Linked DNA regions of Homo sapiens: all the other regions are linked to region 1. A link is a loop called in an ENCODE intact Hi-C map of the cell type or tissue named here. Cell type or tissue: PC-3. All regions are shown on one strand.

Region 1 (5,000 bases):
TGAATAAATACTTAATTACCCACATCATAAGGAAGGAATGTTTTAATCAAAGATAATAGAATGCATTAAACAAATGCATTTCCTCTTCAGTTACTGTTTCTTTGGTTATGTTTTTTCTGTGTTTTAGAACATGCGGAGATTATTACAAAATGTACAAACAATTTCACATAAAATTGCTGCCCTTACTCACTCTGTCCACATTATAAAATTGGAATCTGTAGACATATAATTATATGCATGCTTTGTTTCAATTAGGTAAATATACAAATTTAAAGGACATATATTTGAAATAGATCTCATAAGGCAAAGAAATGTGAGTATATCAACAACAAATTGCAACTACTGCCATTGATCTTGATAAAAATTTAGATATCCAATAAGAAATTCAATATAAAGTGATTTCCTCAATTCTTAGCCAGTATGGATTAAATGTCAACCTTGTGAAGGAGAAAGAGACTAGTGAGATAAGGTTATGGTTTCTCATGGCCTACACATCCCTGTTTCATCCAGAATGCTATCAGTCTTACCCTGCCACTATGCTTAAAACCATTTATCGGCAGGTAATTGGAAGCAAGGAGGGAGCAGGAGGAGAGGGAAAACAAAAAGGTGTCAGATACAGATTCCAAAACTGATTTTAGTTTAAGATCCATGTATTGTACCTAAAGACAGGGACAGTAAACTATTGAAAGACTATCTAAAGTTCTAAACTATCTGTCAGAATAAAAGTTATATTAGAATGCAGTTTAAAATTTGGCTTCTTTTTGTTTACACACTCAGATATAACAATATTTTCAGCATGTTTCCTTTTCACTACATTACTAAGCTATGTAACAATTTCAAACAATGTTACTGTCTTGGAACCTATCACTACTTGGTAAAGAATACAACACAATGCATAGAACAACAATAACAAAGGCAATTATAATAACTAACATTTACTAAAAATGTTCTGTGTGTTAGGTCCTGTTCTAAGCAATTTTACATATAATAGCACATTTAATGCTCGTAATTACACAAAGAGGTAAGCATAATTAGTATCTCCATTTTATAGATGAAAAAAAATTGAAGTACAAAGAATTTAAATGATCAAGATCGCATGGCTAATTAGCAGAATAACCAAGGTTTGCACATAGAAATTTACCTTCGGGGCCCATGCTCTTAGGTAATCAATATATAATACATCAAAGTAAAATATAAAAATTTTAGAAGCCTATGTTTCTTGTTGTACTCACATTTCAAATATGGGCAACTGCCATAGCTTGAATTTGTAGTAATTAATTTACTGGCTATTTACCATGGGATAGGAATTGGCCTATGTAATTCACATGAGTATTCTCCCCACTTTACACACAGGGAAACTGAGATTCAGAAAGTTTAAATTCTTCAATTAAAGTCATACAGTGGTTAATTGAATATTTAAGCATTCAAAGATAGCCATTTCTGCCTTTCTGATATTGTCTCCCCTCTCATATTACAGTTTAAGCAATAAACTCTATAAAGGAATCATTACAGTTTACGTTGGTTACTGGTAATGGGTAACTGATAATTGGAGACTGGTAATTTTGAAATTAACCACAGGTAATGCATGTTTTATAATATGTTTATTGTTCTTTTTAGTAACTGAAAAGGATAGTTATTCTTTTTTTTTTTTTTTTTTTTGGAGACAGAATTTTGCTATTATTGCCCAGGCTGGAGTGCAGTGGCGTGATCTTGGTTCACTGCAACCTCCGCCTCCCGGATTCAAGTGATTCTCCTGCCTCAGCTTCTCGAGTAGCTGGGATTACAGGTGCCCGCCACCATGCCCGGCTAATTTTTGTACTTTTAATAGAGACAGGGTTTCACCATGTTGGCCAGGCTGGTCTTGAACTCCTGACCTCAGGTGATCCTCCCACCTTGGCCTCCCAAAGTGCTGGGATTACAGGAGTGAGCCACTACTGCCAGCCAGTTATTCTTAACCATTCTGTATCCCTCTTCCCCGCAGATCACTGCCACCTGACATTAGCCAAATCAGCAATCCTTCATGCAGAAAGGAAAGTACTGTGGGGAAGAAAAGAGCATTTCTTGTTGTACTCCGTTGATAGCTTTAAATTCAAAAGTAGCATAAAACTTAGGGTCTTGGAAGAATATCAGAAATTGATGGATCAGTACTCTGGCTGGCTTGTAGAAATTTGTTAACCTCTGCCAGAGAAGGCACCTGAAATCAGTAGTCAGTCCTGTGACCAACACTGCTACTTTGTTGGGTTTTTGAGATTTACAATAATTTCTCCCTATTATTCTATTTTCTGTAGATTATAACACTATCTGCCACCAGGTGGAGAAAGAGAGTCACAATTTCTTGTCTGTTTTTCAGGGCCCTAGGGTTAGAATTTTAAAAACTGAGAAAAAAAAAAATTGTTCATAAAACTATTGGGTTTCTTTATCATGAAAAATAAGCATTTATCAAGCCATCTGTTTTAGAAAGAAAAAAGCAAATATAAAGTTGCTTATATCTTCTCTCTTCAAAATTTGACCAGCCCCAACACTAAGCATAACTACCATTTTCAGACAAAGCAAAAATGATCTCAATCCTAGTTGCACATTACAATTGCCTGGGGAGCTTTATCAATGTCCGGGCCCCATTCCAGTCAAACAGGGTGAGAATTTCTTGGAAGGAGGCCCAGGCATCCATATTTTTAAAAAACTTCTCATGAAATTCTCATGTATAACCAGAGTTGAGGCTCACTACTCTACAGAGTTAGATGTTTTTCTAATGGAGCTGTAGATTGTTGAAAGGGGTTATTACCAGCAGCAGAGTCTGAATCTCGACACAGCAGATTTATAATAACTTAAATCAGGCTCCAGGAAACCGATTTATGCCAACAAAATCATAAAATTATAATTTATAAATTAGGGTGTCAATGTATTAATTTACTCTGAAGAAATGACTAACTATGCCACATTAATTATGTTGGGGAATTAAATTTTCCCCAAAGTAGACAGTCATTCATTTATTCACAATTTAGGAGTAACAAATATGCTGGAAGCTGGGCAAAAGAATTTAAGATCTAAATTCAGATCATTTGATGTATCTACAAACCTAACAGTGGTTAGTAAATAATCTTCAGTGACAGTGGTATCAACCTAGGCATGATAATATGTTGGGTTATTCTGTGGTAGTAAGATTTTATAGACAGAGATAGTGCCATCAGTCAGCCAAGCACCCTCCCCTCTGGGTAAAGCTAAAGAAACACTCATATTTTTAAAACTCACTCTTTCTTTTTCCCTGCTTCCTGAGCATCAAATGCACCTGTGATGGGTTAAAGGGTATAAAGGAGTTTATGTCATTTTTCAAAGAAAAAACACAGAAGGTGACACAGATCATTATGCCATGCGTGACTTTGACTCAGGATAGCTTGAGGTCTCAACAAATAACCAGCCAATAGGAAAAATTATAGGGCCAGAAAACAACAACAACAACAACAAAACCATGGGTGACAAAGGAAAGTAACCAGGCTACTTAGCAGCTTTGGTGACAGCAGCAAAGAAGTCCTAAGCAAGAGTTCCAACATGACAGCAGAATCAACTATGGCTCAGGTACCGGCATTTTAAAACGAGGATTTATGATACAAGTTGAAAAGACAGGTTAACAAGAGCAAAGCAAGATCCAAGGATGCTGGCTGCCAGTTGTTTCCAGACACCGCCTCGTTCTAGAGGAGTAGCTAGAACACAAGCAAAGCTACCAGGTAAGCTGGATGCTCTGTTAGGACCATTGGCTCTGGAGTCTGATTACCTTCTGTTCTACCCCATCTAACCTATGTATTTTGGAATAAATTTTCTTTAACATCTATTTTCTCTTCTGTGAAATGGGGAGATAATTATTCCTATTTCACAGGGATCCTCTGAGAATTAACAAAGACAGTCTAGGCAAATCACAGTGGTTCTTCTAAAAGTGTGATTCCCTAGACCAGCAGCATCAGCTTCAACTGGGAACTGCAAATTTCCCAACCTTACTCCAGACCTATTGAATCAGCAGCTCTGAAGGTAGGGCCCAGTAACCAGCCCTCCAGATTTAACAAGCCCTCCAGATTTAACAAGCCCTCCAGATTTTACTGATGTACATTCAAGTTTAAAGACAACTAATTGAAAAGGCAGTTAATCCTGAATAAATGGAAGCAAGCAGAATCCCTGTCCCATATACTGGACTAATAACAGGAAGAAAGTAGGGAATACTAAAGCTAAAGTGCTATACAGGAACATAGGGTACATCTGAGGCATACCAGCTCCTAGGTCTGCTTATCAGCGAAGCCAACCCAAGACACATGAAACAGCAAACTTGACCAGAGCAATTGGAAATGAGTTAGTAGCACTTAAATCTGGGGAGCATATTTGATTTCTAACCTGATGAGATTTCAGCTGCTGATTCATTACTCAATCAGCTGTGGTTTGGAGTGAAAGGCACATGATAGAAACATACCCATGTAATTCTGTCATTCTAAAAATATTCAGCATAATAATTTCCCAGATAGTGCTGCCTGGTGAGACAGCATCTTACATATCTCCAGTCATTCTAAGTCCTCATTTTTCTCTGGGTTAAACAGAGTTGGTTTCTTCTCACACTGTTCACTATCTGGTTAGAATGCCCCCAAATAATACATATTTTTCTCCTGGTCAATGTCTCTCTTAAAATATGATATGATTCCCCCAAAACACTTAGTTCTTAGCTCACATCAATCATATCTCCATTCTTGATTAGATTACAAGCCACCTGAAGTCCCAGGACCTGAGTCAATTCTTTATCCCTCATATCTATTATAAAATCCTAACCAGGAGTCACAGTTTGAAAAATGTTGTTCAAGAAAGCTATATATATGATGATCCACATACATTTTAACTTTGTACAGACAAGAATATACATTTTCCAACCATTAAATCTCCATAATTAGCCACTGTTTTAGCTGGGCCACCTACCATTTTGTATTTGTCTTTCTGCTTGTTGGCTCTAAAATAATCTCTAAACAAAA
Region 2 (5,000 bases), 80 kb after region 1:
CATTATCTCGAAGAACTGTCCTGTAAGGACTCTCCCAATGACTTCACGAGTATCTGCTTCAATTAGTTTTGAGAAATAAAATAAACCAATTGTTTAGTTTTCTGATGCCTCTGCAAAATGTATAGTTCTACAGATCATAGAGGTCTCAAAATGTGTGGCACATAATTGATAATGTTTATTTAGCTGATCAGGTGTTTTATCTTCTAAATCTGCTCTCCTACAATTGTCCACCCACTTCTGGCATCTGGCCGGGTCCCGCGGGAACTTGAAGAAGGCCAGGTCGGACTGCGTGCTCTTCCGCGTGCAGTTAAGGGCAGCGCAGAAGTTCCGCATCCTTGCCCGCCGCCGGCCGGCTCAGCCCCCTCCTCTCCTCCTCTGGGCAGTCCGCCCGCCCATGGGGCCAGGGAGGGGAGCCAGGCCGGCTGGCCAGCTCGGCAGGACTGGCGCGCGGGGGCGATAAATTCTTATAGTTTGACTTTCCATTTTTAGTTTTAATTATGTTATGCCACTTATAAAATAAAATATTCTGACTGCTCATTCCCAAAATATCTCAATTAAGTGCAAGGCAGAAACATTGGGTTAACTTCAATGTTTGTGAAAGTTTTCCCCAGAAAATTAAAATCTCCCATAGATATAGAATGCCCAGTCAGGACCACCTAAATACAGCTCTCAAAGACAAAACTGTAGGCACAAATATTTCTAAAGTAAATGATAAACACATGGATCTACCAAGGATATTTTCCTGATGCTGTAACTTTAAGCTTCTTCATGTGTTGAGAAAGTATCTTTTTAAAATAACTCTGGAACTGTGGAACATTGAAAATGAGTGTGTTTCTGTGCAGCATTTGTGGAATGCTGGCCACCAAAGAGACATTTACAGCAATTGCAAATTTGCTTTTAAATGGATCCCCCATGACCCCAAAATATTTTTATCCCTTGCTAGTTATCTATTTTCTCTCTTAAATAATCCTGCCTTTTTATAACACTTTACTCCTGTTGCAAATATTTTCACCAAATGCACAGTTAACTTCAAATCCATTTTAAAAGGCAAAGAGAAGATACCAGTAACTCTTACTTTGAACCTATATATGCTTTTGTCCTATTTATGTTCAGTTTGTCAGACTTTCCCCAAAACTGATAGTTATTCTATTTAATTCAATTTAGCCAAATATCATGGGCTATAAAGTCAAGATTATACCAGAAGGGGCAATTGCCATAATTTAAGGTTTTGAGGCCACTAATGTCATGCTATTTTTATGAATAACTAGACAAGACACAAAAGAACATCATTGTCACTGTTTCAGATATCATCTCATGAAACTGGTTTATTGGCCAGAATAATCCCAGGAATTTCTCAATGAAACTCAATTATGAACAATGAGACATGTCAATGAGGCATTGACAGGAAATGAAACATTCCACGTATGCAAATATCTGACTAAAAGCTTTTCTCATTTAAGCTGAATTTTAAGAAATTCAAGGATTTTATTCCTAAATTGTACTTACTGTCATTTATTTATATAATTTAGAATAATCGTTTTGAGCATTAGTGTGATGGACACTGCAGATGTATCCATTAAAATGTATTTACTCCATCTGTTAGTGAAGACTTCAGGTTTGGGAGGTTGTACCTCCTAATCCCACCTTCCTTGGCATTTGAAATTGGAGGGGATGTGTCTAAGGTACTATGTATTGTACTTTGCTATGACCACATTTATTGTTTCACAAGTGGGCTTCTCTATTCCATTTAGGCCCATGAGACTGCAAAAGGTATTTGCTAGGGACATCTAATTAAAAAAAAAAATCTAAGTCTTTATGCAAATGGTTGATGATGTCCCATAAACTTAGCAGCCATGGTTTAACCACAAGAGTCACCAGATGAAACTGCCTTAGTACAGTGCCTGTTACAAAACTAGAATACAGAACAGAACAAACATAACGAGCCTGTGATGCCATCATAGAGTTGCTAAATTAAAAAATCCAGGAAGTTTCCCTTTTGGATTTCCAACTTGCATCAGGCAACATTATTTGAGCTGGGTTGTCTGTCACTTGTAACTAAATGCATACTACCAAGACAATATTTATTCTATTATGTCAGTGATGCCTGCAGGGCTAATAACAGTATTTGCCATATTACATAAAGTTACTCAGGACTTTCTATGTTTTCTAACTCATGTGTTTAATTTGTATAGTGTATCTCTCTTCTCCTGTTGTTAGCTATTACTCTATGGACTAAGAAATTAATTGCTAAAAGAAAAGAATCGTCAGCCAGTTTCCTTTGATCTGCTGTGAACCTGGAGGAGGGGCATGTGCCAAAGGCCTCAGCTCCCTCCTTACTTTCTTAGGAAGGACTTTCCAGACCTACATCAAAGTCAAATCCCCTTGTTAAGTATCTTTACTGAGCTACTACACAACAAGCTCTCTTCTAAGCATTTACCTGTATTAATCTATGTAATCCTCACATAATCTATTTAATCCTCACATAAACCTTATTTTACAGACCATATCATTCCCGTTTTAGGCCATTTGTACTGCTTTAACATAAAACTTGAGAATGGGTAATTCATTAAAAACCAGGAATTTATTTTTCACAGTTTGGAAGGTGGGAAGTCCAAGATCAAGGTGCCGGCATTTGGTCTAGTGAGGGCCTTCTTCCTACATCCTTCATGCTTTCGCAGAAGGGCAAGCTAACTAAATGCTGCAGGAAGCATCTTTTCTAAGGGCCTTAATCTCATTAACCAGGAGGAAGCTCGCATGGCCTATTCACTTATTAAAGACCGACCTCTTAATACGATCACATTGGCAACACCTGGATTTTGGAGGGAAACTATTCAAACTGTAGCACAAATGAAGAAAATGAGGCACAAAAGGGCTGGTAGGTAGTATAAAGTCACAAAACAAAGAAGAACTGGGAGTGTGATTTAAATAAAGGCAATTAAAAGCCCTGCCCCCTTAACTTTTATGCTACATGACCATTTAGTTTTTTTTTTTTTTTTTTTGAGATGGAGTCTCACTGTGTTGCCAGGCTGGAGTGCAGTGGCGCAGTCTTGGCTCACTGCAACCTCCGCCTCCCGGGTTCAAGTGATTCTCCTGCCTCAGCCTCCTGAGTAGCTGGGACTACAGGCACCCGCTACCATGCCTGGCTAATTTTTTGTATTTTTAGTAGACATGGGGTTTCACCATGTTGGCCAGGATGGTCTCGATCTCTTGACCTCTTGATCCACCCTCCTTGACCTCCCAAAGTGCTGTGATTACAGGTGTGACTCACCGTGCCCAGCCCCACTTAGTTTTTTCAGAACACTTGCCTCACATGTTTTTTAAACATTTCCTAACACAATAATTCAATTAACATTCTACCTTCCCACTAGACTACTGGTTCCATACAAGCAGAGATTATATTCAGATTAGTTCATCACTGTCTCCTCAACCCTTAGCACAATGCTCACATCTTTATAAGCACTCAATAAGTGTTTGATAAAAGAGAGAAGAAAAGAAGGAAATACACAAGGTATGCACAGAGGAAAAGGAATGAAAGATGGAAATTAAGACCTAAGCAAGAACCCAAAAGGAAGCTATAGATAAGTTATAATTGAGGGCTGTTTTAGCTGCACGGAGGCCTTTTCTGCTTCCTTCTAAGTAGCCAAATTTACCAGATAAATGAGCTGTTACTGTACTTCATGTCCAATAATAACATTTCTTCTAGCAATTAACTGAGAGTATGTCCAACACTTCATGTAATGAGGAAAGCTAAAAAGAAAACACACATTAAGAATATAAATAGGCCGGCGCAGTGGCTCATGCCTGCAATCCCAGCACTTTGGGAGGTTGAGGTGGGCAGATTGCTTGAGCCCAGGAGTTCAAGACCAGCCTGGGTGACATGGTGAAACCCCACCTCTACAAAAAAATTAAAAAACTAGCCAGGTGTGGCGGTGCGTGCCTGTAGTCCCAGCAACCCAGGAGGCTGAGGTGCGAGGGTCTCTTGGACCTGGAAAGGTCAAGGCTTCAGTGAGCTGTGATTGTGCCACTGCACTCCAGCCTGGGCAACAGAGTGAGATCCTTAGAACTGGCCACATATTCAGGATTTAAAGATTTAGAATAGTGAATAAAATTACCAACCCTACAGAAATACAAAAACCCTCATAAACCATTATGAACACTTTTATGCACACAAACTAGAAAACCTGGAAGAAATTGATAAATTCCTGGAAATATACAACCTCCAAAGATTGAACCAGGAAGAAATAGAAACCCTGAACAGACCAATAGTGAGTTCCAAAATTGAATCAGTAATAAAAAGCCTACCAACCAGAAAAAATCCCCGGACCAGACAGTTTCACAGCTAAATTCTACCAGATGTATAAAGAAGAGCTAGTACCAATCCTACTGAAACTACTCCAAAAAATTGAGAAGCAGGGATTCCTTCCTCTCTCATTCTGTGAAGCCCGCATCATTATGATAGCAAAATCTGGCAGACACACACACACACATACACACATGCACGCAAACTTCAGGCCAATATCCTTGCTGCACATAGATGCAAAAATCCTCAACAAAATACTAACAAACTAAACCTAACAACACATCAAAAAGCTAATCCACCACAATCAGGTATACTTTATTCCTGGGATGCAAGGTTGGTTCAACATATGCAAATCAATAAATGTGATTAATCACATAAACAGAACAAAAAGCAAAAACCACACGATCATCTTAATAGACACAGAAAAGGCTTTTGATAAAATTTAACGTCCAGTCCGTGCTAAAAACCATCAACAAACTAGGTGTCAAAGATACGTACCTCAAAATAAAAAGAGGCATCTGTGACAAATCCACAGCCAATATCATACCAAACAGGCAAAAGCTGGAAGCATTCCCCTAGAGAACAAGAACAATACAAGGATGCCCACTCTCACTGCTTTTATTCAACATAGTACTGGAAATCCTAATCAGAGCAATCAGGCAAGGGAAAGAAATAAAAGCATACAAGTAGGAAAGAGGGG
Region 3 (5,000 bases), 270 kb after region 1:
GAATTTAGCTTTGGTTCAACACAGAAACTGGTCATAATATTCTCTTATATTTTGTTTCAGAAAAATTATTAACATTATATTATGGTTAAACAGTTTAGTTTAAAATATTAATTAATGAAGATAAGACTCATAAACACTAATTTCATTTCATGGGAGGCCCTGAAAACATTAATGGCTCTTTTGCTCATCAAACACTTTGAAGGTATCAAAAGGGAAATTTACCTTGAAAAAGTATCCTAATCCCTATAAATTTTTAATTTAAGAATCCAGAATAAACACTGATTTTTGCAACACAATTTTCTAAAGTAATGAGTGTAGAATTTATATAATTTTTAAAAGTCTAAATTGTTTAGAAGTTAAGACTTCTATTCAGGTTGGAGAATACTGCCTTGGCTGTTGTGAACCAAAATTTTGTATTGCGACTATTCATACAGTTGGGTAAGTTTATGTTGAATCAAAAAGAAATTGGGTCATACTTGATAAGGTTTTAAAATATCTTTTTTAACCAGAAGCCTAAAAACATTTAATAATTTCTGCTTGTCCCTTCTGTTGTCATCTAATTGCTTTTTATGAGAATTTCTTGGATTCTGTCTCTCTATATGGCCTTGTGCTTGCTACCTCAATGCCAGGCAAAAGAGCAGCCCCTTTGATGGATGTCAGCTGTTAAGACGCCTTAGTTCATTCTGTTTTTACCCACTCCCCCAAAACCAAAAAAAAAACTGTAACCTATTTTTCTTTTTTTTTTTTTTTTGAGATGGAGTCTCGCTTTGTCACCCAGGCTAGCGTGCAGTGGGTGATCTAGGCTCACTGTAACCTCTGCCTCCCAGGTTCAGGTGATTTTCCTGCCTCAGCCTCCTGAGTAGCTGGGATTACAGACGTGTGCCACCACGCCCAGCTAATTTTTGTATTTTTAGTAGAGACAGGGTTTCACCATGTTGGTCAGGCTGGTCTTGAACTCCTGACCTTGTGAACCACCTGCCTCGGCCTCCCAAAGTGCTGAGATTACAGGTGTGAGCCACGGCTCCCAGCTGTAAGCTATTTTTCTAAACCATTAATTTCCTAAGAGAAGCCATTGGAATGAGAGATAAAATAGGAGTTTCATTTATTATGCAAATTATAAGTAGAGAGTAACGGAGGAAGGAAAAGAAAGGCTAGCCACAGTGTCATTATTAAAATATCCTTTGTGATGATGTCTATACTACCAACAGGGCTGAGGTCTGATTTATCTCCCAGCTAGTACATTTGCATCAGTTGCCCAAGCCACCAATGAAACTTGTTTCCATTGTCTCCTATCCAGTAGGAGACAGCACATTTGTCAACCCATTGTATATTGTTTAATCCTTGCTATTTGAGTAACTGTAAACCTGGGTTAATGCTTGCTTGTAGTTTCTATTATTCCATATTGAATAATTAAATCTAAATCTCTCTATGTACCATTTGAAGACAGGGTGAAAATATTGTTTGACGGTAGGGTGTACTAAAATTAGAGTGATGTGGTTTGCTTTAGTTCCTAGACTATGAGATTCATTTGACACTAATCTAAAAAAGAGAGAACTCTACTTATACATATATAAGTGTGTGTGTGTGTATATGTGTATATATATATATAGATAGATAGATATATAAATGTGTACGTGTGTGTGTATATGTATATTTACCCCGCACATCTCTCAGGATAACTCTAGCCTCTCCCAGGATATGTACTTATTCCTCCCCAATTAAAAATAAACACAACAAAAGGAAGTAGGATAAACTTACTCCTTAGTAGGCTTACAACTAAGAGGTGGAAGGAGGCAAGGTCAGAAGAGCCTTGGGTGCTATTTTGGAAGAAAGGGAAACAGGGCCTACTTAACCACCCTTCCATGACCTGTGGTTTGAGAAACACAGCTCTGAACAGTTCCCACACAACAGCTGTTTTTCCGCATCACCATCAGACAGGAAGTGGAATGGCACATAGAATGCAATTTATAGGATCTGTTCTCTCAGAAAGTGAAACAGGATCTCCAGGCTATTAAATTCACGGTGGTGCAGGAGCTGAACTCACTTATTAAACAGAATTGTCTGCCTAGTAAAAGAAAGCTTCCATTTGTGAAAAACTAAAAAGTTTTCAGAAGTATTATGCAAATAGTTAAGCAGTCACTGGGTTTAAACAAAACTTATTTTTAAAATTTAGAGACATTTTGATCCATTTAATTCTCAGAAAAAGATAACAAACTGATCTTAAAAAACCGCACCAAAACCTATGACTGTATAAAAACCAAAGGCTCTATTCCCTCTAGGACCATGCAAGAAATGGCATCAGAAATTCCAGCCACATTTAAAATAGGAATCAAAATCTATCTACAATGCTCTGCAGACCTGGCTGTATTAACTGCATCTAATTCTGGGGCTAAGCTAATACTAAAAGGTAAAGATGAGAAAATAGGTAATGTCCATTTTAATAAACAGGTATTTTTCTATTTTGGATGTTCCATCTAACTCTGACTATTCAATTAAAGTCTTATTGTCAAAACTCTTTGCTCTGCCAGTGTGATTTGATTTTGAGTCTCTTGCAAAATCCATGTGCAATTATTTCCCTGGCATTCCGGTAGCTATCTGCTGGTTTCCCAAAAGATCCCCAGCCCAGGAGCCTGTTGACTGAAGTGATACCTCTCCCAGAGTGAGAAGCTTAGTGTCACTTGTGTTCCATGCATAATTTTTTTGATTGAAATGAAAATTTAAGCTTCCATGCTGTGCTTGGCAATCCTTGTTTAAGAAGTGTCTAAGAAGAGTATATTCAAGAATGATCAAAAGAACCATCTGTAGTCCAAACCAATAGCTCCTTTGCATTCTTGGAAGCAGTCTGAAGAATCTCCCAAGTCTGCTAGCTCTCTTCTTACTTCAGTAAATTTATGAGAAAGTAATAGCCTCAGGGTCTCTGGGTGTACAGTTTGCTTGTTTCCTTTGCCATTGTCTCCTTAGCCACTTTATGTTTCTTGAACAATTCTATGAGGATGAGTATATTCTCCAGATGGCCACTGGAGGGCACAAAAGTACAATGTTTGCCTTCAAGTTAGGCCTTTGTGGTTTTGTTCTTCATGTGAAACATAATCTATGCTTAAGATATTCAATTAGATATGACATTTTCACTTTTAGAGCACAACTAGTAAATATCTACCTTATCATCTACCTCTTGTCAGTTATATTCTGAATGAGATCAAAACCAAAAGTTATGTTTCTAACATTACTATTATAAAAATGTATATTAATATATTTTCATTCCTTTCACCTTTCATATTTTAAAGTTATCCATCCAAATTCATGATTTGAAATTTTCACAAGGAAATTGTTTCACTTTGAAACATGTATGAATGTATGAATACCACCAAAGTGTATTCAGACATCTTCCCATGGGGAAAAGAGAAAATATTGAGGTGATATTGAAAAGTACACTGACCTGAGATGCACAAAAGAAAATACTTTTATTTTCTTGTTGCTTTAACTATCTAAATGCCTGTATATCTCGCTTTATAGCATAGAATGCTTATAGCAAGTCAGCTTCAAAATATACTTTTTTTTTTTTTTTTTGAGATGGAGTTTTGCTCTTGTCGCCCAGGCTGGAGTGCAATGGCCTGATCTTGACTCACTGCAACCTCCACCTTCCAGGTTCAAGAAATTCACCTGCCTCAGCCTCCCAAGTAGCTGGGATTACAGGTGCCCACCACCATGCCCGGCTAATTTTTGTATTTTAGTAGAGATGGGGTTTCACCACATTGGCCAGGCTGGTCTCAAACTCCTGACCTCAGGTGATCTGCCTGCCTCCACCTCCCAAAGTGTAGGGATTACAGGCATGAGCCACCATGCCTGGCCCAAAATAGACTTTGTATTTAGAATAATACATCTCTCCAAAATGGCATCTTCATGCTGGCATTTTTTTTTTTTTTTGAAAAAACTTTTATCATTATTTTAACATAAAAAATCATGTGAATTATTGCAGAAACTCTTAAAATGCATATTAAAGTTACATAATAAATAACCGTGACAATATTCAAAATGACCCACAAATTATAAAACCGGCCTACTGCTTTCATAGCAGAAACTGTTCCCTCAGTGAAAGGCCTCCTGATTGGTTACCTGCTCCATATCTTCTTCCTATTGTCTCTAGATTTAACTTTCCAAAGCACATAGTCATGTTAGCTGGGCTTTCCTCATTACATTTGTATCAAGTTGGAATTCCTTTGGGGGGCATTAATGGAACTTCGCTGTGTAATCTTTATCTGGCCTCTTTCTTCACAGCCACTCCTTTCAAACTTCATGCTCTAGTCTCATAGGGCTATTAAAGAATCCTTAAATGGTTTGTTTGTGAAGCCATAGCTACTATTTCTTTAGAAAATAAAAATAATTTCCAAGAGTAATTGTACTTACTGCATGCTAGCTACTACACAAAGTGCTATACATACATACTCTCAATCTCGCTCCAAAGTCTGAGATGTGTTTATCTATGACCTCCATCTTATAGGTAAGGAAATTGAATGTTAGTGCGGTGATGATTCCTTAGATGTCACTGTATGTGTGATATCAAAGTTTGTGCATCTAAATGACACCAGCATACTGTTCTCTGTTTGCATATTTTCATGCTGCTGTGGATTTTGGGCTAAATGAGAACAGTGAGAGATGTGCACCCAAGTTATATCCTGGTGGGTAATCTGAAATCTTATTACTTTCTTTTCTTCCAAGCAGAACCCTTACTTCCTCTATGCTACTGTTGCACTTTTGGGTGTCAGCAAGTTGGATACTTATGTATTCACACTCCTTTGTAGAGTAGGGGATCCTAGAGTTTGGGGAGGGTGTATATTCATCTCAGTGTCTTAATAACCCAGGAGAATGGCTGACATATTGGATGGGATCTGTAAATGAGGACTCTCCCATTTGCCAGACTGTGAAAAAAGTAGGCTTATTCCACATCGTAAATGCTCATCAAATTTTGAAACATATACATTTTATTTTCTAAAAAGGTATTT
Region 4 (5,000 bases), 150 kb after region 1:
TCCTCTGGTGATTCTCAAAGAGCCTCACTGGCGATGGTCTGCCAATACAGAGTACACCTGGAAAACACTAAAGCAGCCTTCAAAATGCCAAGCAGCTGGATCATTTTAAAACAAAAAGCTTGTTTTACCCAGAGGTTTCTTCAAACAGTGATAAAATTAATTTGTGTTTGTGAACAGACTATGGTAGGTCAAAAGGCAAAGCAGGGAAGAGAAGATACTAGAGACAAGGCAGGCAGAGGCTTTGAAACCCTAGGATTTGGTTGGTATTCAGTCTCAGTGATCCACAATCTGAGCGGATTACATTACAGGTCTTGAGGGCTTTTTAGTGTTATCATTCCATAATTCCCGGGCTTCCCACCCCTTACCTGTCTATCTTTGTTTTCTCCTTTTGCCGAGGTCTCACGCAATTCCCAGTGATCTTCAATTGTTCTCCAATCATTTCACATGTTCCAATCTCTGTCCACTGATTCTTCAATGAAATGTTAAGCCATGTGAAGGGCAGGAACTTTATTTTCTAAACTTTTGGCAGCTCTCTCCATTCCTCTCTTTCCTCCTCTCCCTCCAGCCTCCTTCCTTGCACTCTCCAATGGGTGTTACATTGATAGGTACAAATAAAGTGTACCATGGACTTAAGTACCCATTCTCTTCAGTCTTGTGGCATAGGCAGCCAACCAACTCTAAGGCGATACAATTTCAATAAAATGTCTTTAAAATCATTTCATTTCCTAGCTCAGACTCTCTGCTCCAGCATTTGCAATGGCCTCCTAAATGATCTTCCACCTCTTAGATTATTTTCACTCTCATCCATTCATCCTACACTGCTGAGGCTCCTCACTTAATCAACTTCTCGCTTAGCTGCTGTGTTAAGCACATGCTTGTGATCTTTGCAATTAAATAAAGGAGGCAGTGTAGTTTAACTCTTAAGAGCTCAGTCTTTGGACTCACAATGCTTATACCTGAATTCTGTTTCTACCACTTTCATGCTGTGGGGCTTGAGCAATTTGCTTGATATCTCTGAGATTCAATATCCTCATCTGTAAAATGGAGCCAATAAAGAGTATCTTCTTTATAGCACAGTCATAAGAATGCAATGTAAAAATGTCAATTCAGCAATTTAAGCAATGCTATATGTACCTTATTCATAGGAAACCCATAATGATCAGTGGTTATAATCACTATCAGCATGATTATGGTGCAAAAATAGTAATCAGATTGATATTTAAATTATATAATTGTTATGTATTCCATACAGTAATCATGCCAGGTAGGTTCCTCCTCCTCCTTCTTTGCAGCTAATAAAACGCTGCACAAAGCACCATAAGTGGAACCAAGATTTGAACTTGTGTCTCCATAACATCTGAGCTGGTGTTTTATTCTGCTACACCATATAGGAGGATTTTCCAATTACATTACCACCGTTGTATGTTCCTCCAAGTTCCAATTTTCACTCTTCGATTTAGTGAGATGGAGTAGACCACAAGGAGTTAATTACAGTTATAATTTTTCCTATTATTTTCCCTTTATTACATAACAAAGAGTTATCCATAAACTGTCTTTGGTTTTAGTTGAAGAGAATTATTTTTCACGATAATATAGGAATTAGTATGAGCTCTTATAAAGTAAAAATTATAGGGAGAATTAACAAATAAATTTTAGAGTAGCTAGTTTTGGTTTAGGCCTTAAATCCAGGAATAGGTAATATCCATTAAAATGCTTTTAACTTGGAAGCATTTGAAGGCAATTTAGCAGCTTTTATTTTATAAACAAATAATGAAGGCCAAATAACAATCAAGATTGCAGCCTATAATTAGAAGTTCAAGGTCATCACTAAACATACTTACATCATAGAAATTCAAGAAACAGTAAGAGAATCAATACATATTTTGGAGACATTCTTATAGCTGTGAAGTAATAAGTGGATGCAATTATAATCTGTGAACTTCCTTAAGTTTATACGCATATGTGTGGCCTGACCAACAAGACCTCTTCAATAAAAAAAAAATATGTTTCATTGTGGTATTTCTCAAAAAAAATCCTGAGAAATCATAAACTCTTTTGTTCTCTTTTTTCATGGCAACATTCTGCAACCTGCTTCTTTTTTTTTTTTTTTTGAGACGGAGTTTTGCTCTTGTTGCCCAGGCTGGAGTGCAATGGCACCATCTCGGCTCACTGCAACTTCTGCCTCCTGGGTTCAAGCGATTCTCCTGCCTCAGCCTCCCAAGTGGCTGGGATTACAGGCACCCGCCACCACGCCTGGCTAATTTTTTGTATTTTTAGTGGAGACAGGGTTTCTCCATGTTGGCCAGGCTGGTCTCAAACTCCTGACCTCAGGTGATCCACCTACCTTCACCTCCCAAAGTGCTGGGATTACAGGCGTGAGCTACCACGCCTGGCCCACATCCTGCTTCTAACCATACTTCTAGTATCCTATATCATATCTAAGAGTTGTTGCTTCCTATTTTGGAAGGGAGATAAAAGCTTAAAGGTGAGCTGAATATGAGAATCAGCAGATTATTTCTGTAAGTGCCAGTTATTTTAAAAAATACTGATTATAGTAATTAAAGCCTTCTCACAGTTCATATAATACCTTAAAGATGGTGACTTAACAATTTATTCGAAACAATCAGTTAGTAAATATTTTCTATTGAATATATTCAGGGCATTCATCATACCTGAGTCATTGGGAAATACATTTAAAGTAATAAGGACTAGGAAATGAAATCACTGTAAGATTATAATAATGTCAGCAGTGAATCATTTATCAGAAGCCACTTTTATTTCAAAAGCTTGTTCCAACTTTTTGAAATGTCAGAGTTTAATTTCTAGGATAAAGTAAAAATATCTGTAATAATAAAAATAATGACTTACCAAGAGTGCACAAAACCGTCATGCAAGAAATGAAACAAATACAAATAAGTGTCAGATGTTACAAAAGTGTTCAAAAATTACAGAACCCAATCACAATGAAGGGTCCATAATTATAAAATTATTTACCTGGGAACTAACTATTTAGCATTAAGAAAATATTTAATGTACTGTTAATGTATTTTCCTTACCACTTCTTTCTCTACCATTCCCAGCTTGTTTGTTTATTTGTTTGTTTGTTTTCGCTTTGTAATGATGTTTTCTTAGTGTCTCCTGCTTCATCCTGTCTCCCCTGTCCACTCCCTCTGGCTCTTGTTCCTCAGTGATGTCTCTGCTAAGCAGATGTCCCCCAGCTCTCCTTTCTTGTCTGTCTGGGCCAGAGCATGTCATCTCATCATGGATGCAGATCTCAGTGCCCCTTCCTGCCTTCCCAGGACCTCTTTTCCATAGATGGAAATCCTGCTAGCAATGAGCATGCTGCACAGACAACTTTTTTTTTTGGAAAAAAAAAGAAAGATCATCTGTGAGATTAGAATGTTCCTATTAATTATGAAAACAAATAGCAATTACTTGAGCAGCTCTTACAGGAGGTAAGCTATTATAACATTTTTAAATGTACATTTTAAAGTATCCAACTTGTTTGCCACTTGCAGAGATCTTATGAATATCATTAAGTTTAATTTGTGTCAGTTTTTTTCCCATGGAAACTAAAGAATTTATGTCTTCTTTAACCCAACATATTCTTCACTTTGCTTTTTTATTTTGTTTAAAAAAAGAAAATCCAAAGCATGTCTAATTTACTCCTCATGAACATAGTGTTCATAGAATTTTCTGAGGGATTTACTTAAAAGGCAGATTTCCTGTCCTCACACCCAGGTATTATGACTCACCCAGAAACTCTGGAATTTACACTTTACATAAGCATTTTGGTGATTCTGAAACAGGAAGCCCTCTTTGAAGAAGGCTACTATTATTATTAAAAATAGGATTGTGAGATCTAGATAAATATCATCAGACAATCTGATACTATAGTAAGGACTGCGTATTGGTTCCTGGTAGAAAAAGATTGTGTATTCCAGAAAAGGAATATGAATGGACAATAAGCACTTTAAAGAAAGTTTACTTTATTAATAAGCAATGAAAAGTGAATAAAAACAATATGTGAACTATTTTCACCTATTCATTTTTTGAAAATTAAAGATTGGTATTATTACCACTAGGAAAAATGCAAGGAATTGACTACCTGCTCAAACACTGATAGTAGGAGTATAATATGGCAGAGACTATTGGAAGGCAATTAGCAATATGTATCACCTGTTGAAGTGAAAGACCCATTAGCAAAACTTATATGAACACATAAAGAAATGTATAAGAATGTTTAGTACCACATTGTTTGAAAACATGCAAAATTGCATGCATATGATCAATCAAGATGGAAATGAAGAATAACCCAGGAACATCTGAGCTATAGAATAGCATGCAGCCTTTACATAAGAGATGGCCAAGCTTTCATATATCACTTTGAAAATGCTCCAAGTCATATTCACTGTATTAAAAGGAATTCAGAGCCGTTGAATATAAGACTGTCTCATTTGTACTGAAAGGATAGCTATTAAATGCTTAAAAGTTATAACTAGGGAAATGAAGGTTTTTGGGTAGAAGAAATCATAAAGAATTTCAAACTATATTTTTTCAATTTTTTACAACAAAAACATATTTATATATTGCTTCTGAATTAAAATAAAATGAGGCACAATAGTTCAAAACTAGCTTGGGCAACATAGTGATACCCTGTCTCTACAAAAAATAAAATAAAAGGAGGTGAAGTAAAATAAATAACAAAGTTCAAAAGTAAGCATATTTTAAAACATAACAAAGCCTCACTACTTTTTAGAAACTAGGAGAGGTTTGCTTTTGGGGGACTCTTTTAAAAAAAAATGCATCTTATAATCTTTCCAGAGTAGTATCTCTTATAAACTAAGATATCAGTATTAATAAATAAAATGAGGCATATCAACAAAAAGTTTAACTTATGGAAGGCCTACATAACAATATATCATTTTATAATGAAGCAGAATTTTTGCCTACAGGAATTATTGGTAAAATACTTGCCTGTAGACACAAATATAGCAAGG
Region 5 (5,000 bases), 240 kb before region 1:
CAACATAGTGTTGGAAGTTCTGGCCAGGGCAATTAGGCAGGAGAAGGAAATAAAGGGTATTCAATTAGGAAAAGAGGAAGTCAAATTGTCCCTGTTTGCAGATAACATGATTGTATATCTAGAAAACCCCATTGTCTCAGCCCAAAATCTTCTTAAGCTGATAAACAACTTCAGCAAAGTCTCAGGATACAAAATCAATGTACAAAAATCACAAGCTTTCTTATACACCAATAACAGACAAACAGAGAGCCAAATCATGAGTGAACTCCCATTCACAATTGCTTCAAAGAGAATAAAATACCTAGGAATCCAACTTACAAGGGACGTGAAGGACCTCTTCAAGGAGAACTACAAACCACTGCTCAAGGAAATAAAAGAGGATACAAACAAATGGAAGAACATTCCATGCTCATGGGTAGGAAGAATCAATATCATGAAAATGGCCCAAGGTAATTTATAGATTCAATGCCATCCGCATCAAGCTACCAAGGACTTTCTTCACAGAATTGGAAAAAACTACTTTAAAGTTCATATGGAACCAAAAAAGAGCCCGCATCGCCAAGTTAATCCTAAGCCAAAAGAACAAAGCTGGAGGCATCACGCTACCTGACTTCAAACTATACTACAAGGCTACAGTAACCAAAACAGCATGGTACTGGTACCAAAACAGAGATATAGATCAATGGAACAGAACAGAGCCCTCAGAAATAATGCCGCATATCTACAACTATCTGATCTTTGACAAACCTGAGAAAAACAAGCAATGGGGAAAGGATTCCCTATTTAATAAATGGTGCTGGGAAAACTGGCTAGCCATAGGTAGAAAGCTGAAACTGGATCCCTTCATTACACCTTATACAAAAATTAATTCAAGATGGATTAAAGACTTAAATGTTAGACCTAAAACCATAAAAACCCTAGAAGAAAACCTAGGCATTACCGTTCAGGACATAGGCATGGGCAAGGACTTCATGTCTAAAACACCAAAAGCAATGGCAACAAAAGCCAAAATTGACAAACGGGATCTCATCAAACTAAAGAGCTTCTGCACAGCAAAAGAAACTACCAACAGAGTGAACAGGCAAACTACAAAATGGGAGAAAATTTTCGCAACCTACTCATCTGACAAAGGGCTAATATCCAGAATCTACAATGAACTCAAACAAATTTACAAGAAAAAACAAACAACCCCATCAAAAAGTGGGCAAAGGACATGAACAGACACTTCTCAAAAGAAGACATTTATGCAGCCAAAAAACACACGAAAAAATGCTCACCATCACTGGCCATCAGAGAAATGCAAATCAAAACCACAATGAGATACCATCTCACACCAGTTAGAATGGCAATCATTAAAGAGTCAGGAAACAATAGGTGCTGGAGAGGATGTGGAGAAACAGGAACACTTTCACACTGTTGGTAGGACTGTAAACTAGTTCAACCATTGTGGAAGTCAGTGTGGTGATTCCTCAGGGATCTAGAACTAGAAATACCATTTGACCTAGCCATCCCATTACTGGGTGTATACCCAAAGTATTATAAATCATGCTTCTAAAAAGACACATGCACACGCATGTTTATAGCGGCACTATTCACAGTAGCAAAGACTTGGAACCAACCCAAATGTCCAACAATGATAGACTGGATTAAGAAAATGTGGCAAATATACACCATGGAATACTATGCTGCCATAAAAAATGATGAGTTCATGTACTTTGTAGGGACATGGATGAAATTGGAAATCATCATTCTCAGTAAACTATCGCAAGGACAAAAAACCAAACACCGCATGTTCTCACTCATAGGTGGGAATTGAACAATGAGAACACATGGACACAGGAAGGGGAACATCACACTCTGGGGCCTGTTGTGGGGTGGGGGGAGGGGGGAGGGATAGCATTAGGAGATATACCTAATGCTAAATGACGAGTTAATGGGTGCAGCACACCAGCATGGCACATGTATACATATGTAACTAACCTGCACATTGTGCACATGTACCCTAAAACTTAAAGTATAATAAAAAAAATACTCATTGAATGAATGTCTACATTTTAAATGCACTATTTCTTTCAAAATATCCCAAGCTCTCAACACCTACAATAAAATAAAATGACTCTCAAAAATAAAAATAAAATAAAATAAAATTATGCTTGCCATATAAAATTTTTTTTGAGGGAAGTAATTTGTTTTTTAATACAGAGCCTCGTTCTGTTGCCCAGGCTGAAGTGTCGTGTCATGATCATGGCTCCCTGCAGCCTCGACCTCCCAACCTCAAGTGATCCTCCCACCTCAGAGTAGCTGGGACCACAGATGCAAGCCACCACGCCTGGCTAACTTTTTAATTATTTGCAGAGACAGGGTCTCCTTATGTTGCCCAGGTTGAGTAATTATTTTTGAGAGTCTCAGAGAGTGTTTTTAATCAGGTTATAGAATCATAGGAACTGTATTGATTCCACACAAAGGCCTCAGGGGAGAGAAAAATCGGAAGAGAAAAATAAGATGTAAGCACAAAGACCATGTATATTTTATCTCCATAATCCCCATGATACTGGGTTTAAATGAAAAGTTGACTATGCTGTCATACCTTGATTTTAATTTGCCATAACTGATTACTGGAAAAATCGAAAATGCAATTGTCTCCCCATTTGTGGTGATATTTCTTGTCAAGACAGCAGAGGGTGCTCTTCTATTAAGATATTACACTCTAAGCGATCTATGTAAGATGTTCACTGGGCAGCAAGAAACGTGTTTTAATAAAATTACCATATTTACGATTTTATTCAATTTGTTGGTTTTCCAAGGAGGTCATTTCCTGAATGTAAGTATTATTAGTTGTATTCCTGTTTATTCAATCATCTTTGAAAACATAATGAAAGCTACAGACCTTCCAAGAAAATCTCTTCGCATACACATAGCAAATTGGTAAAGACTGTAAGGAGAAACGTAAAAAGTCAACTGAAATCTTACTAAAATATGCCAAATGATTTTGCGGAGCCAGTTGAAACAGTTTTTCTTTTGGAAAGTTTGAAACATAAAAAGTAGAGAAAAATAACATGATGAGCTCAATAATCCCTGTCACTTCTCCAATATTTTCTCTCCCCTGTCCCCCAATATACACTGGATGATTTTGAACCCAGTTCTAACCATCATATTCAATCCTGCCATAAATTGTGTGTGTATCTCAAAACGATAAGAATACTTTCAAATATCAAGTTATCACTTTCTCATAATTTTTCACGCTTAGTTCAATGAATCTAGGAAAAAAATGTACACACATTACACTTGATTATTATGTCTCTAGAGTCACTTTTACTTTATAGAACACTTCTCTTTGTTTTCCTTGCCTTAATTTTACTTCGTTGAGGCTTGCTACTCAAAAGTGTGGTTCATGGACCAGCAGTATCGACAACTACTGAGAGATTGTTACAAATATATAGAATTTCAAGCACCACCCTACATTACTAAATCAGAATCTCTATTTTTACAAGATCCTTGGGCAATTTATGTTCATGTTAAAGTTTGATAAGCATTCCTGTAGTTTCTTACAGTCTGGATTTTTGCAGATTGCAACTCTGTAAAGTCATTTTGCATTTTCCTCTCTTTATTTTCAGTTAACTGTTATCAAGCCTAGAGGATTGATACGGTTCAAGTTTAATTTCCTGGCAGAATTACATCCTAAGTTTTTGTGTACTTTTACTGGGAGGAGAACAGTGTCTAGTTTTATATCTTTTTATGATTGTTATCAGCCATTGATGACTACTGCCTTTGCCTAGTAATTTATTAAGGGTTTTCAAAATAGTGATATGCTAATTCTATCATCCTTTCTTCTTTTATTAACTTAGATAATTGTATGAAGAGAAAAATTTTTCTTACCTACAATTTTATTGTATTTGAGCTAAAATTCATACAGAAAATATAGGATACAATTTTAACTTCCATACCTTTTTTTAACCAGTTTGATTGGGTTCTCAAAGTATGTTACAAAGTTTCCTTAAAGACTTCATTTGTTTGCTTTTGAGGTGTAATTATGAACTCATGGGATTTTAAAAATACTTGATAGTTTTAATTTATCACAGTTGTTATTCTTGCCAATTCTCAGTTTGTCTCATCTTTCACTATTGGGATGCATTTCATGCTGTCTCCTGATTTCTTTACACATGACCATGACCCCAGTAATCTTTAGTAGCTTTCTGTTATCACAAAATATTCCCAGTTTATCTTGTACATTTCCTCTTCCAGTACTGGATTCAATCATTTTCCAATAACCTTTGTCTTGATTTAGTGGGAAATGGTATGGAAAGACCAGAATCATCTGTGCATTAATGTTATTCATTGCTACTGAATAATCATTGGTCATTGTGTCCAGGATGTCTTAGTGAATAGAGCTAAGAAATGCATATTTTTAACATATATATCATGAGTTTACACCAATAATTTCAAGTTCAAATTTACAAATACAAAATTTCAGGTTAACTTCCCTGATTTTATGGTTATATCCCTTTTTATTATGAAAATCTTAATTCCTAATGTAATGATAATAGCATTACTTATAGTTTTGTCTTGCTACACTGAAAACCAGTTTCAAAATAACAATACAAAATTATTACTAATGATATAACCAGTGAAAACATTTCTTAGGTTTTTGGGGGAGTGTTGGTTTGCAGTTATTTGATCTTAAGATATATTTCAGGCCAGGCCCGGTGGCTCATGCCTGTAATCCCAGCACTTTGGGAGGCTGAGGCCGGCGGATCACGAGGTCAGGAGATCGAGACCATCCTGGCTAATGAGGTGAAACCCCACCTCTACTAAAAATACAAAAAATTAGCCAGGTGGAGCTTGCAGTGAGCAGAGATCGTGCCACTGCACTCCAGCCTGGGCAACAGAGCAAGACTCCGTCTCAAAAAAAAAAAAAAAAAAAAAAGATATATTTCACTAAAGTATACAACTTGTCAAATTACCCTGCTTTAAAGTAACCTGAAAGAATTCCTGTTTACGTG

Evidence for each region. Hi-C counts contacts between places; a loop is a spot of excess contacts. Peaks named below come from ENCODE experiments on the same cell type or tissue, not always from the same donor. Only the 100,000 strongest peaks of a DNase experiment are listed, where the experiment ranks them.
Region 2: a loop joins it to region 1, with 4 times the contacts of the local background. A loop is called at or near these places in 2 of 110 quality-filtered maps.
Region 3: a loop joins it to region 1, with 14 times the contacts of the local background. A loop is called at or near these places in 3 of 110 quality-filtered maps.
Region 4: it touches region 1 in a loop (2.6-fold over the local background); 5 of 110 quality-filtered maps call a loop at or near these places.
Region 5: it touches region 1 in a loop (8-fold over the local background); 6 of 110 quality-filtered maps call a loop at or near these places.

The regions. Positions count from the first base shown.
Region 1 is chr10:52,486,400-52,491,399 of GRCh38, reverse strand. No RefSeq gene overlaps it. Among named protein-coding and RNA genes, the nearest start is that of LNCAROD, 18 kb to the right of the region's middle. In PC-3, a CTCF peak has its summit at 2,317 (motif pointing right); DNase peaks (open chromatin) are centred at 2,319, 2,609 and 4,409; H3K4me3 peaks cover 946 bases; H3K27ac peaks cover 4,180 bases.
Region 2 is chr10:52,406,468-52,411,467 of GRCh38, reverse strand. It overlaps the pseudogene THAP12P3. Among named protein-coding and RNA genes, the nearest start is that of LNCAROD, 62 kb to the left of the region's middle. In PC-3, no CTCF peak of the experiment used is centred here; DNase peaks (open chromatin) are centred at 1,357 and 2,067; H3K27ac peaks cover 1,056 bases.
Region 3 is chr10:52,213,962-52,218,961 of GRCh38, reverse strand. The region is part of intron 9 of PRKG1 (protein kinase cGMP-dependent 1); the gene reads right to left. All of the region lies in intron 1 of LOC124902425 (a long non-coding RNA gene), which reads left to right. Among named protein-coding and RNA genes, the nearest start is that of PRKG1-AS1, 98 kb to the left of the region's middle. In PC-3, CTCF peaks have their summits at 2,824 and 3,029 (motif pointing right); DNase peaks (open chromatin) are centred at 1,921 and 3,011; H3K4me3 peaks cover 387 bases; H3K27ac peaks cover 2,002 bases.
Region 4 is chr10:52,333,528-52,338,527 of GRCh38, reverse strand. No RefSeq gene overlaps it. Among named protein-coding and RNA genes, the nearest start is that of DKK1, 22 kb to the right of the region's middle. In PC-3, no CTCF peak of the experiment used is centred here; DNase peaks (open chromatin) are centred at 2,667 and 3,757; H3K4me3 peaks cover 1,000 bases; H3K27ac peaks cover 3,374 bases.
Region 5 is chr10:52,727,385-52,732,384 of GRCh38, reverse strand. All of the region lies in intron 1 of LOC105378305 (a long non-coding RNA gene), which reads left to right. Among named protein-coding and RNA genes, the nearest start is that of MBL2, 43 kb to the left of the region's middle. In PC-3, a CTCF peak has its summit at 2,680 (motif pointing right); a DNase peak (open chromatin) is centred at 2,684; H3K4me3 peaks cover 812 bases.